Linked DNA regions of Homo sapiens: region 2 is linked to region 1. A link is an interaction called in ENCODE POLR2A ChIA-PET data of the cell type or tissue named here. Cell type or tissue: OCI-LY7. All regions are shown on one strand. Links, peaks and the distances in the headings refer to the core of each region. The heading gives the core; the rest is flanking DNA. Region 1 has its middle 58 kb from the start of TRPM4. Region 2 overlaps PRR12 (proline rich 12).

Region 1 (5,374 bases), core at 276-5,275:
CCCTCCTTCCCTCCCTCCTTCTTCCTTCCTTTCTTTTCTTCTTTTTTTTTTTTTTTTTTTTTGAGACAGAGTCTCTCTCTGTCACCCAGGCTGGAGTGCAGTGGCACGATCTCAGGTCACTGCAACCTCCGCTTCCTGGGTTCAAGCAGTTCTCCTACCTCAGCCTCTGGAGTAGCTAGGATTACAGGTGCCCGCCACCATGCCCGGCTAATTTTTGTATTTTTGGTAGAGACGGGGTTTCACCATGTTGGCCAGGCTGGTCCCAAACTCCTCATCTCAGGTGATCTGCCTGCCTCGGCCTTCCAAAGTGCTGGAATTACAGGTGTGAGCCACCACACCCGGCCACTTTTTCTTCTTTTCTTTCAATAAGGTCTCACTCTGTCACCCAGGCAGAAATGCAGTGACTCAATCACAGCTCACTGCAACCTCCACCTCCTGGGCTCAAGCAATTCTCCCACTCAGCCTCCTGAGTAGCTGGTTCTACAGGCTCACACCACCATGCCCGGCTAATTTTTTGGATTTTTGGTAGAGATGGGGTCTCACCATATTGCCCTGGCTGGTCTCAAACTCCTGGGGTCAAGTGATCCACTCACCTCGGCCTCTCAGAGTGCTGGGATTACAGGCGTGAGCCACCGTACCCGGCCTCCAGTACTTTCTATATATGTGTGTCCAGCATTGTTTTAAGTGCTTCACGTGCGCTACATCAGTGAACCCTATGATAACCATACAAGGTAGGTTCTATTATTGTCTCCATTTTGCAGATGAGAAAAGTGAGACACAGAAAAGTAGCTCAAATAAAGTCACACATAGAAAGTAGCTGAGTTGGGGGTTGGGCGTGGTGGCTCATGCCTGTAAAACAGCACTTTGGGAAGCCAAGCAAGTGGATCACTTGAGGCCAGGAGTTCGAGACCAGCCTGGCCAATATAGCAAAACCCCATCACTACTAAAAATACAAAAATTAGCCGGGTGTGGTAGCGGACACCTGTAGTCCCAGCTACTCGGGAGGCTGAGGCAGGAGAATCACTTGAACCCAGGAGGCGGAGATTGCAGTGAACCGAAATTGTGCCACTGCACTCCAGCCTGGGTGACAGAGCAAGACTCTGTTTCAAAAGAATAATAAAAAATAAAAATGGAAAGTGGCTGCGTTGGAACAGAAATCTGGGCAATCCAGAGAGCATCTGTAATGCACGATTTTATATTTGGAAATGTCAACTGCCGTGAAGTCACAGGAACTCACTCAGTCCATGTGCAAGTTTGAGCTTTTGTCTCTCAGCTGCAAATCCACCCTTGCCTCCGCTCTGTGATGTTGGGGCGGAGCCTCTGCAAGCCACGTTTTTGCTTTCCCAGCTGGGTTGCTATAAGCCCCGGCCTAAAGAGGGCGCTAGACGGAGACCGGCCATTGGAGGAGGAAGCAGGGATTTGCTCCACCTATTTGCTTCAGGCATCCGAGCAAGCGTCGCCCCAGAACAACGCTCCCTCTGACAGCAGCAGTTGCTTCCAGGTTTTTTGTTTGTTTGTTTGTTTTTTGTTGTTGTTGTTGTTGTTAAGACGGAGTCTTGCTCTGTCGCCCAGGCTGGAGTGCAATGGCGCGATCTCAGCTCACTGCAACCTCTGCCTCCTGGGTTCAAGCAATTCTCCTGCCTCAGCCTCCTGAGTAGCTGGGATTACAGGCATCCGCCACCACGCCCAGCTAATTTTTGTATTTTTAGTGGAGACAGGATTTCACCATGTTGGTCAGACTGGTCTCGAACTCCTGACTTCAGGTGATCCAGCCACCTTGGCCTCTCAAAGTGCTGGGATTACAGGTGTGAGCCACCACGCCCGGCCCTCTTCCAGGTTTCAAGTTTTATTTTTTTGGCACCTCCCTAACCTGTTTCTTTTTCTATTTCTGTCGCCCAGGCTGGAGTGCAGTGGTCGAGGCTCACTGTAGCCTTGACCTCCCAGGCTCAAGCCATACTCCCGCCTCAGCCTTCAGAATAGCTGGGACCACAGGTGCACGCCACCACACCCAGCTAATTTTTTGTTTTCAAATTGTTTCGTAGAGATGGGGGTCTCGCCATGTTGCCCAGGTGGGTCTCAAACTCATGGGATCAAGGGATCCTCCAACCTCGGCCTCCCAAAGTGCTGTGATTACAGGCATGAGCCACCACGCCGGATGCCATAACCAGCATCATTGTCAGCCTTCTGTCACACCAGCGCCACCCTGGTAGCCCCTGGCTCTAGTCTGGGTTTCAGTTCTGCAGGGCTGCTGCCTCAACATTTTAGGTTCTGATAGCTGTATTCTCAGTCCTGGAGTGACAGGTGTAGCCTGCAGTTACTATTTTTATACGGTGCAGTTACTATTTCTGCGCTGTTTCTTCTCATTCCTTTCACGGTTTCCTGAGACCTGTTTAATTTATCTGAGACCCGTGTATTAATTCATCTCTGTTGAAGTATCTATATAACAGGAAAACTCCAGGTCGTGTGTGTAGAAATCTGACGTGAGTCATCAAGATGGAGAATTTGCACGAATTCCACATGTAAAGCGATTTGGAGACCAAAAATTCCTTAATTGAAGAGGAGGCTGGTACTCTTGAGGAATTACCCTAAAATAACTGCTGCAAGCTTATATTTTGCATCTTCCATTCAAATAGGACTTGTCTCCGTTTATGCAGTAACTGTGTATTGGGGAAAGGAAAATACTCAGACCTTTTAGGGATTAGCAGACACTGGCCCGGCCTATTTATTCATTTTTGAGATGCAGTCTCACTCTCTTGCCCAAGTTCGAGTGCAGTGGTGTGATCACAGCTCACTGTGGCCTGGCTCAAGTGATCCTCCTGCCTCGGCCTCCTGAGTAGCTGGGATCACAGGTGCACGCCACCATGCCCATCAAATTTTTTTTTAAAAAAATTTAGGCCAGTGCGGTGGCTCATGCCTGTAATCCCAGCACTTTGGGAGGCCGAGGCAGGTGGATCACCTGAGGTCAGGAGTTCGAGACCAGACTGGCCAACATGGCGAAACCCTGTCTCTACTAAAAATGCAAAAATTAACCGGGCATGGTGGTGTGTGCCTGTAATCCCAGCTACTAGGGGGGCTGAGGAAGGAGGATCACTTGAACCTGGGAGGCGGAGGTTGCAGTGAGCCGAGATCATGCTGCACTCCAGCCTCCGCAACAGAGCGAGACTCCATCTCAAAACAAACCAAAAAATTGGTCTTTAATAATTTTTTATTTTTGAGACGGAATCTCGCTCTGTCACCCAGGCTGGAGTGCAGTGGCGCGATTTCAGCTTAATGCAACCTCCACCTCCCGAGTTCAAGCGATTCTCCTGCCTCAGCCTCCTGAGTAGCTGGGATAACAGGTGTGCGCCACCACGTCTGACAAATTTTTGTATTTTTAGTAGAGACAGGGTTTCACCATGTTGGCCAGGCTAATAAAGTTTTAAAATAAAAAAATAAAAGAAAAAAGAAAAATACACCACATTTGAGGTATTTTCCAACCCATTTAGTGAGTAACCTACAAAAATGCCAACTCGGAGTGTCGTCCAAGTGCGTGAGAAGGCTCTGCATCCGGCTGATGCTGAGCTTAAGCTCAGTCTTGTGACTCAGCAGCTCACATGATACTCAGAAAAGAATGTGGCAAATCGAGATGCTGTATGACCTCCAGAAAGTGCCAATAGGAGCATTTTCCGGCATAAACTCGTAGGGTTTTGGCACAAAGCCATGCCATCTTCTGCACACAACTCATCTCTGTGAAGAAACAATTCCTTGTCTCGGTTAGAGATAGATACCTGGCCATGGAGCACCGAGCAATGATAAAACCTGAGCTGACCATCAGGAACTCGGTGTAATCCGACCCACAAATCCAGAAGATTGAGCACAGGCAATGGCAGTGCATCAGGTGGAAATAAGAAATAAAGTGTTGGCCGGGCGCCATGGCTCACTCCTGTAATCCCAGCACTTTGGGAGGCCGAGACAGGTGGATCACCTGAGGTCAGGAGTTCGAGACCAGCCTGGCCAACATGGAGAAACCCCCATGTCTACTAAAAATACAAAATTAGACAGGCATGGTGGCGCATGCCTGTAATCTCAGCTACTCCGGAGGCTGAGGCAGGAGAATTGCTTGAACCTGGGAGGCAGAGGTTGCGGTGAGCTGAGATTGCACCATTGCACTCCAGCCTGGGCAACAAGAGCGAAACTCCATCTCAAAAAAAAAAAAAAAAAAAAAAGAACTAAGGTGTTGGCATAAGCAATGACACAAGCAAATTGCTTGAGTGGACAGCACAGACCGTTCTGCCATCTATACCCACTGTTTTGTCTTCTCTCCATTTATACCCATGGCTTCATGGACAGCTCCTCATGACTTTTTTTCTTTTCTTTCTTTCTTTTTTTTTGAGATGGAGTCTTGCTCTGTTGCTCAGGCTGGAGTGCAGTGGTGCGATCCTGGCTCACCACCTCTGCCTCCCAGGTTCAAGTGATTCTCCTGCCTCAGCCTCCCGAGTAGCTGGGACTACAGGTGTGCACCATCACGCCCAGTTAATTTTTGTACTTTTAGTAGAGACGGGGTTTCCCCATGTTGACCAGGCTGGTCTCAAACTCCAGACCTCAGGTGATCTGTCCTCCTCGGCTTCCCAAAATGCTGGGATTACAGGTGTGAGCCACCGCACCAGGCAGCTCCTCGTGATTAATTGAACTGGGGAGGACACAACTTTGGGCTGGTTTTTAGATGGCTCAGCATGATATACTAGGATTCTCAGAGTCAGCCACATTGCAGCCCTCAGAGGAACCAGCACTAGCCTGGCAGTCTCCCTTCCCAGAAATCTGAGCCCCAGCTCAGCAATGCCCACTTCTGAGCTGGGCAGCAACCCTGAGCAACCAATCTCAAGAGCCCTGAGGTTCATCTGATCCTCTCTTTGGTAACATAGCAGGATTGGCTCAGCAAGCCTGCGCTGACGCCACAGATACAGAAGAACAGGCTGATACCAGCTGCTGAGCCCCAGAGGCTGCCCTTTTCTAGCCAGAACATTTTTTCTGACCAGGAAGCTGTCATCGCCACATAGCTGTTTCTCCTCTTCCCCGATTCTATAAATACAAAAACACAGTCCTTCTTTACTGGGATGCTGCTGGCCACGGTGCAGGCAGACCGTTCATGTTTAGCCGGAGTCACGGGCTGGAGGGATGCTCCCTCCTCTACCTGTGCGTCTTCCCTCAGTGAATCTATTCCTGTCTCTATCACACAGGCCTAGTGGTGTGTGTGACAGTTGGTGACCACAGAGGAAAATTCTCCATCTGTCCTGCTGCCGTGTTCTTTTTGTTTGTTTGTTTTTAGACGAAGTCTTGTTCTGTTGCCCAGGCTGGAGTGCAGTGGCGCGATCTTGGCTCACTGCAACCTCCACCT
Region 2 (5,374 bases), core at 130-5,129, 390 kb after region 1:
CTACAGAGGATCCCACCATGGTTGGCTAAATTTTGTATTTTTAGTAGAGATGGGGTTTCACCATGTTGGCCAGGCTGGTCTCAAACTCCTGACCTCGGGTGATCCACCCGCCTCGGCCTCCCAAAGTGCTGGGATTACAGGAATGAGCCACTGTGCCTGGCCTATTCTCATTTCATAGAGAAAGAAACCAAGGCACAGAGAGATAAAGTAGCCTTCCCAGGCTTTTGTAGCTTGGGATCCACACCCAGCCCTGCTGGCCCTAGGAATCCGTATTCTTTTTTTTGTTTGTTTGAGATAGTGTTTCGCTCTTGTTGCCCAGGCTGGAGTACAATGGTGCGATCTCGGCTCACCGCAACCTCCACCTCCCGGGTTCAAGCGATTCTCCTGCCTCAGCCTCCCGAGTAGCTGGGATTACAGGCATGTGCCACCATGCCTGGCTAATTTTGTATTTTTAGTAGAGATGGGATTTCTCCATGTTGGCCAGGCTGCTCTCGAACTCCTGACCTCAGGTGATCTGCCTGCCTCAGCCTCCCAAAGTGCTGGGATTATAGGCATGAGCCACTGCGCCCAGCCAGGAACCCATATTCTTATCCCCGACTCAGCCATGCACCGTGTACGTTCTAGTCAAACGCAGCTGAGCCAGCATTGGGTCAAATGAACAGGGCCCTGGGGCAGGGACTTTGACCATCCCCATTTTACAGATGGGGAAGTTCACGTTCAGAGAAAGGGAGTCAGTCGCCTGGCCAGTGCCAACCTGGGATTGGAGCCAGGGCCACCTGACACCACCTCCCAGCTGGCACGGGGCAGGGGAGGGGGCCAGGCGAGGACTCAGATGCTTAAAATACAACTTGAGTGTGCATTATAATGGGGGCAAAGCCCCACGCCTTTGCCAAATGTACAGACCTTGGGGACTCATTTGTGGGCCTAGAGATGGGGCAGGCTGCTGGCATAGTTAAGAGCCCAGCTTTGGTTTAACCTGACTGACTCAAATCTCTGCCACTTATTATTATTTTTTTTGTGTGTGTTTTTGAGACAGGGCCTCACTCTTATCACCCAGGCTGGTGTACAGTGGCATGATCATGGCTCACTGAGGCCTCAAACTCCTGGGCTCAAGCGATCCTCCCACCTCAGCCTCCCAAGTAACTAGGACTACAAGCATACAACACCATGCCTGGCAAATTTTTTTATTCCTTAAGTAGAGACTGGGGTCTCACTCTGTTGTCCTGGCTGGTCTTGAACTCTTGGGCTCAAGCAGTCCTCCCGTCTCAGCCTCCCAAAGTGCTGAGATTGCCGGTGTGAGCCACTGTGTCTGGACTTTTTTTTCTTCTTTTTTTTTTTTTTGAGACAGAGTCTCAGTCTGTCTCCCAGGGTGGAGTGCAGTGGCGCAATCTTGGCTCACTGCAACCCTCGCCTCCCACATTCAAGCGATTCTTCTGCCTCAGCCTCCTGAGTAGCTGGGATTACAGGCGCGTGCCACCACGTCAGGCTAATTTTTGTATTTTTAGGAGTTTCACTGTGTTGGTCAGGCTGGTCTCGAACTCCTGACCTCGTGATTTGCGCCGCCTCCCCCGCCCCCCAACCTTGGCCTCCCAAAGTGCTGGGATTACAGGCATGAGCCACTGTGCCCAGCCCATTTTTTTCTTTTATACCATCTCTCTTTTTTTTTTTTTTTTTTTGAGATGGAGTCTCGCTTTGTCTCCCAGGCTGGAGTGCGGTGGCACAATCTCAGCTCACTGCAACCTCCACCTCCTGGGTTCAAGTGATTCTCCTGCCTCACCCTCCTGAGTAGCTGGGATTACAGGCACCTGCCACCATGCCTGGCTAATTTTTGTATTTTTAGTAGAGATGGGGTTTCACCATGTTGGTCAGGCTGGTAGAAACCACTCTTAAAGCCCCTACAAAAACAAGCCATAGACCATTGTTTATTCCAGAAAAACAGCAATCCAATATAAATATCACCTGAGCCATATATGTGATTTTAAATGTTTTCATTCCTGGTTTATAAAGATAAAAAAGATAGGTGAAATTAGCCATAGGTGGCCAAAGTGCTGTAATCTCAGCACTTTGGGAGGACGAGGCAGGATTGTTTGAGCCCAGGAGTTGCAGACCAGGCTGGGCAACATTGTGAGCCCCCGCCTTTAAGGAAAAAAAAAAGAAAGAAAGAAATTAGCCATAGGAATGCATTTTATTTAACCTAACATATTGAAAGTATTATTTCGGCTACATGCGGTGGCTCACACCTGTAATCCCAGCAGTTTGGGATGTTGAGGTGGGAGGATCACTTGAGCCCGGATGTCGAGGCTACAGTGAGCTATGATTGCACCACTGCACTCCAGCCTGGGCAGCAGAGTGAGCCTCTGTCATGTACGTGTGCACACACACACACACACACAGAGTTTCAGCTTGTAATTAATAAAAACTATTAATGATGTTTTTGCCAGGCGTGGTGGATCATGCCTGTAATCTCAGCACTTTGGGAGTCCAAGGTGGGTGGATTGCTTGAGGTCAGGAGTTCAAGACCAGCTTGGGCAACATGGCAAAACGCCCCCCCTACAAAAAAATAAGAAAAATTAGCCGGATATAGTGGCATGTGCTTGTTGTCCCAGCTACCTGAGAGGCTCAGGTGGGAGAATCGCTTCAGCCTGGGAGGTGGAGGTTGCAGTGAGCCGAGATCGTAGCACTGCACTCCAATCTGGGTGACAGAGCGAGACCCTGTCTCAAAAAGAAAAAAAAAAAAGAAAAGCTGTTGGCCAAGCGTGGTGGCTCACGCCTGTAATCGCAGCACTTTGGGAGGCTAAAGCAGGTGAGTCACCTGAGGTCCGGAGTTCAAGACCAGCCTGGTCAACATAGTGAAACACCATCTCTACTAGAAATATAAAAATTAGCCGGGCGTGGGGGTGGGCACCTGTAATCCCAGCTACTCAGGAGGCTGAGACAGGAGAATCACTTGAACCTTGGAGGCGGAGGTTGCAGTGAGCCGAAATGACGCCATTGCACTCAAGCCTGGGCAACAAGCGTGAAACTGAGGCTCAAAAAAAGTAAAAGAAAAACTGTTAATGATGTTTTAATATTATTAAATGGGGTATTACTAAAATGAAAAGTTAAGAGGTTTTACATTCTTTTTTGCATACCAAGACTTCAAAATCCTGTGAATACTTTGTACTCGTTGAACACATCCATTGGACCAGCCACATTTGAAGTGCTCTAGCCGACATGTCACCCCAGTCATGGTGGCTCAAACCTGCAATCCCAGCACTTCGGGAGGCTGAGGCCGGCAGATCACTTGAGCCCAGGAGTTTGAGACCAGCCTGGGCAACATAGTGAGACCCTGTCTCTACACAAAATTCTTTTTTTTTAAAATTTTTTATTTTTTGAGATGGAGTCTCGCTCTGTCACCAGGCTGGAGTGCAATGACGCGATCTCTGCTCACTGCACCTCCACCTCCCGGGTTCAAGCGATTCTTCTCCTTAGCCTCCCGAGTAGCTGGGACTCCTGCCTCAGCCTCCCGAGTAGCGCAGACTACAGGCAAGTGCCACCACACCCAGCTAATTTCTGTATTTTTAGTAGAGACGGGGTTTCACCATGTTGGCCAGGGTGGTCTCGATCTCTTGACCTCGTGATCCGCCCGACTTAGCCTCCCAAAGTACTGGGATTACAGGTGTGAGCCACCGCGCCCGGCCTCTACACAAAATTCAAAAAAACTTAACCAGACATGGTGGTGCCCACCTGTAGTCCCGGCTACTGGAGAGGCTGACGTGGGAGAATCACCTGAGCCCAGGAAGTTGATGTTGTAGTGAGCCATGATTACACCACTGCACTCCAGCCTGGGTGACAGTGAATGTGACCCTGTCTCAAAAAAAAAAACAAAAAAAACAAATCAATCTCAAAAGCTCAAGAACCACTTGTGGGAACGAGCTGCTGAATTGACAGGGCCAGGCTAGCCCATTCTCCTTCCCCCGTCTGTCAACTGGGACTGTTGTTGGGGTTGTCATAAGGGCTGGGCAGCGTGTATACTCCAAGCATGTAAGAGTTCACTGGGTGGAGACTGGGCACAGTGGCTCCTGCCTGGAATCCCAGCACTTTGGGAGGCTGAGGTGGGTGAATCGCTTGCGCTCAGGAGTTCAACACCAGCCTAGTCAACATGGCGAAATCCTGTCTGTACTAAAAATACAAAAAATTAGCCAGGTGTGGTGGCACATGCCTATATTCCCAGCTACCCTAGAGGCTGATCACCGGAGTTTGAGAGGTCAAGGCTGCAGTGAGCCAAGATTGCTCGATTGCACTCCCACCTGGGCAACCGGAGTGAGACCGTCTCAAAAAAGAAAAAGTTGTCTGGGCATGGTGGTTCGCATCTGTAATCCCAGCACTTTCGGAGGTCAAGGTGGGTGGATCACTTGAAGTCAGGAGGTTAAGATCAGCCTGGACAACATGGTGCAATCCCGTCTCTACTAAGAATACAAAAATTAGCCGGACATGGTGGCGGGTCCCTGTAATCCCAGCTACTCAGGAGGCTGAGGTAGGAGAATCACTTGAATTCAGGAGGCGGAGGTTTCAGTGAGCCGAGATCATGCTGCTGCACTCCAGCCTGGGCCACAGAGTGAGACTGTCTCAAAAAAAAAAAAAAAAAAAATTTGTTGGATGGAGAAGAGTATGGTGTTGGGGTTGTCCAGGCAGAGGAAACAGCTGTGCAAAGGCCCTGTGGTGAGGGAAAGCACGCTGTGTTTGAGGTGTACAGGGATGCAAGGTGTTGAATGGCTGGACAGTGAATGCTGAGGCTGGGCTGGTGGGCTGGGCCCAGCCATGTTGGACTTGGGTGCAGGGGTGAGTTCCATGGGTGCTGATGAAGACATTAGGCTCTGTGCCGTTTAGAGCCCCTGGCCAGTAGGGAAGTGACTGGGGAGTTGTTCAAGCCTGGATAGTACTCTGTCCACAGCCTCTGTCCTGGGACGGACTCCCCTGTCAATGGGACCCTGCAGTTTTCTTTTTCTTTCTTTTTTTTTTTTGAGACGAAGTCTCGCTCTTGTCCCCCAGACTGGAGTGCGATGGCGCGATCTCGGCTCACTGCAACTTCTGCCTCCCAGGTTCAAGCGATTCTCCTGCCTCAGCCTCCCGAGTAGCTGGGATTACAGGCGCCTGCCACCACACCTGGCTAATTTTTGTATTTTTAGTAGAGACAAGGTTTCACCATGTCGGCCAGGCTGGTCTCGAACTCCCGACCTCAGGTGATCCGCCTGCCTCGGCCTCCCAAAGTGCTGGGATTACAGATGCGAGCCACCCCGCACCCAGCCTGGGACCCTGCAGTTTTCTCATTAATATCGAGTCTGAGTGTCTGTAGCTCAGTGGCTTACATCCGCACTGCTTACACCACATGTCT

What was found. ChIA-PET counts read pairs that join two places held together with the same protein. Peaks named below come from ENCODE experiments on the same cell type or tissue, not always from the same donor. Only the 100,000 strongest peaks of a DNase experiment are listed, where the experiment ranks them.
Region 2: POLR2A ChIA-PET joins it to region 1 with 8 read pairs; 2 of 35 experiments call an interaction of 5 or more read pairs at or near these places.

Annotation. Positions count from the first base shown.
Region 1 is chr19:49,212,647-49,218,020 of GRCh38, forward strand. No RefSeq gene overlaps it. Among named protein-coding and RNA genes, the nearest start is that of TRPM4, 58 kb to the left of the region's middle. In OCI-LY7, for the core only: CTCF peaks have their summits at 1,361 (motif pointing right) and 2,217; a DNase peak (open chromatin) is centred at 2,245; H3K4me3 peaks cover 582 bases; H3K27ac peaks cover 970 bases.
Region 2 is chr19:49,604,989-49,610,362 of GRCh38, forward strand. The region is part of intron 6 of PRR12 (proline rich 12); the gene reads left to right. Among named protein-coding and RNA genes, the nearest start is that of PRR12, 16 kb to the left of the region's middle. In OCI-LY7, for the core only: no CTCF peak of the experiment used is centred there; no DNase peak of the experiment used is centred there.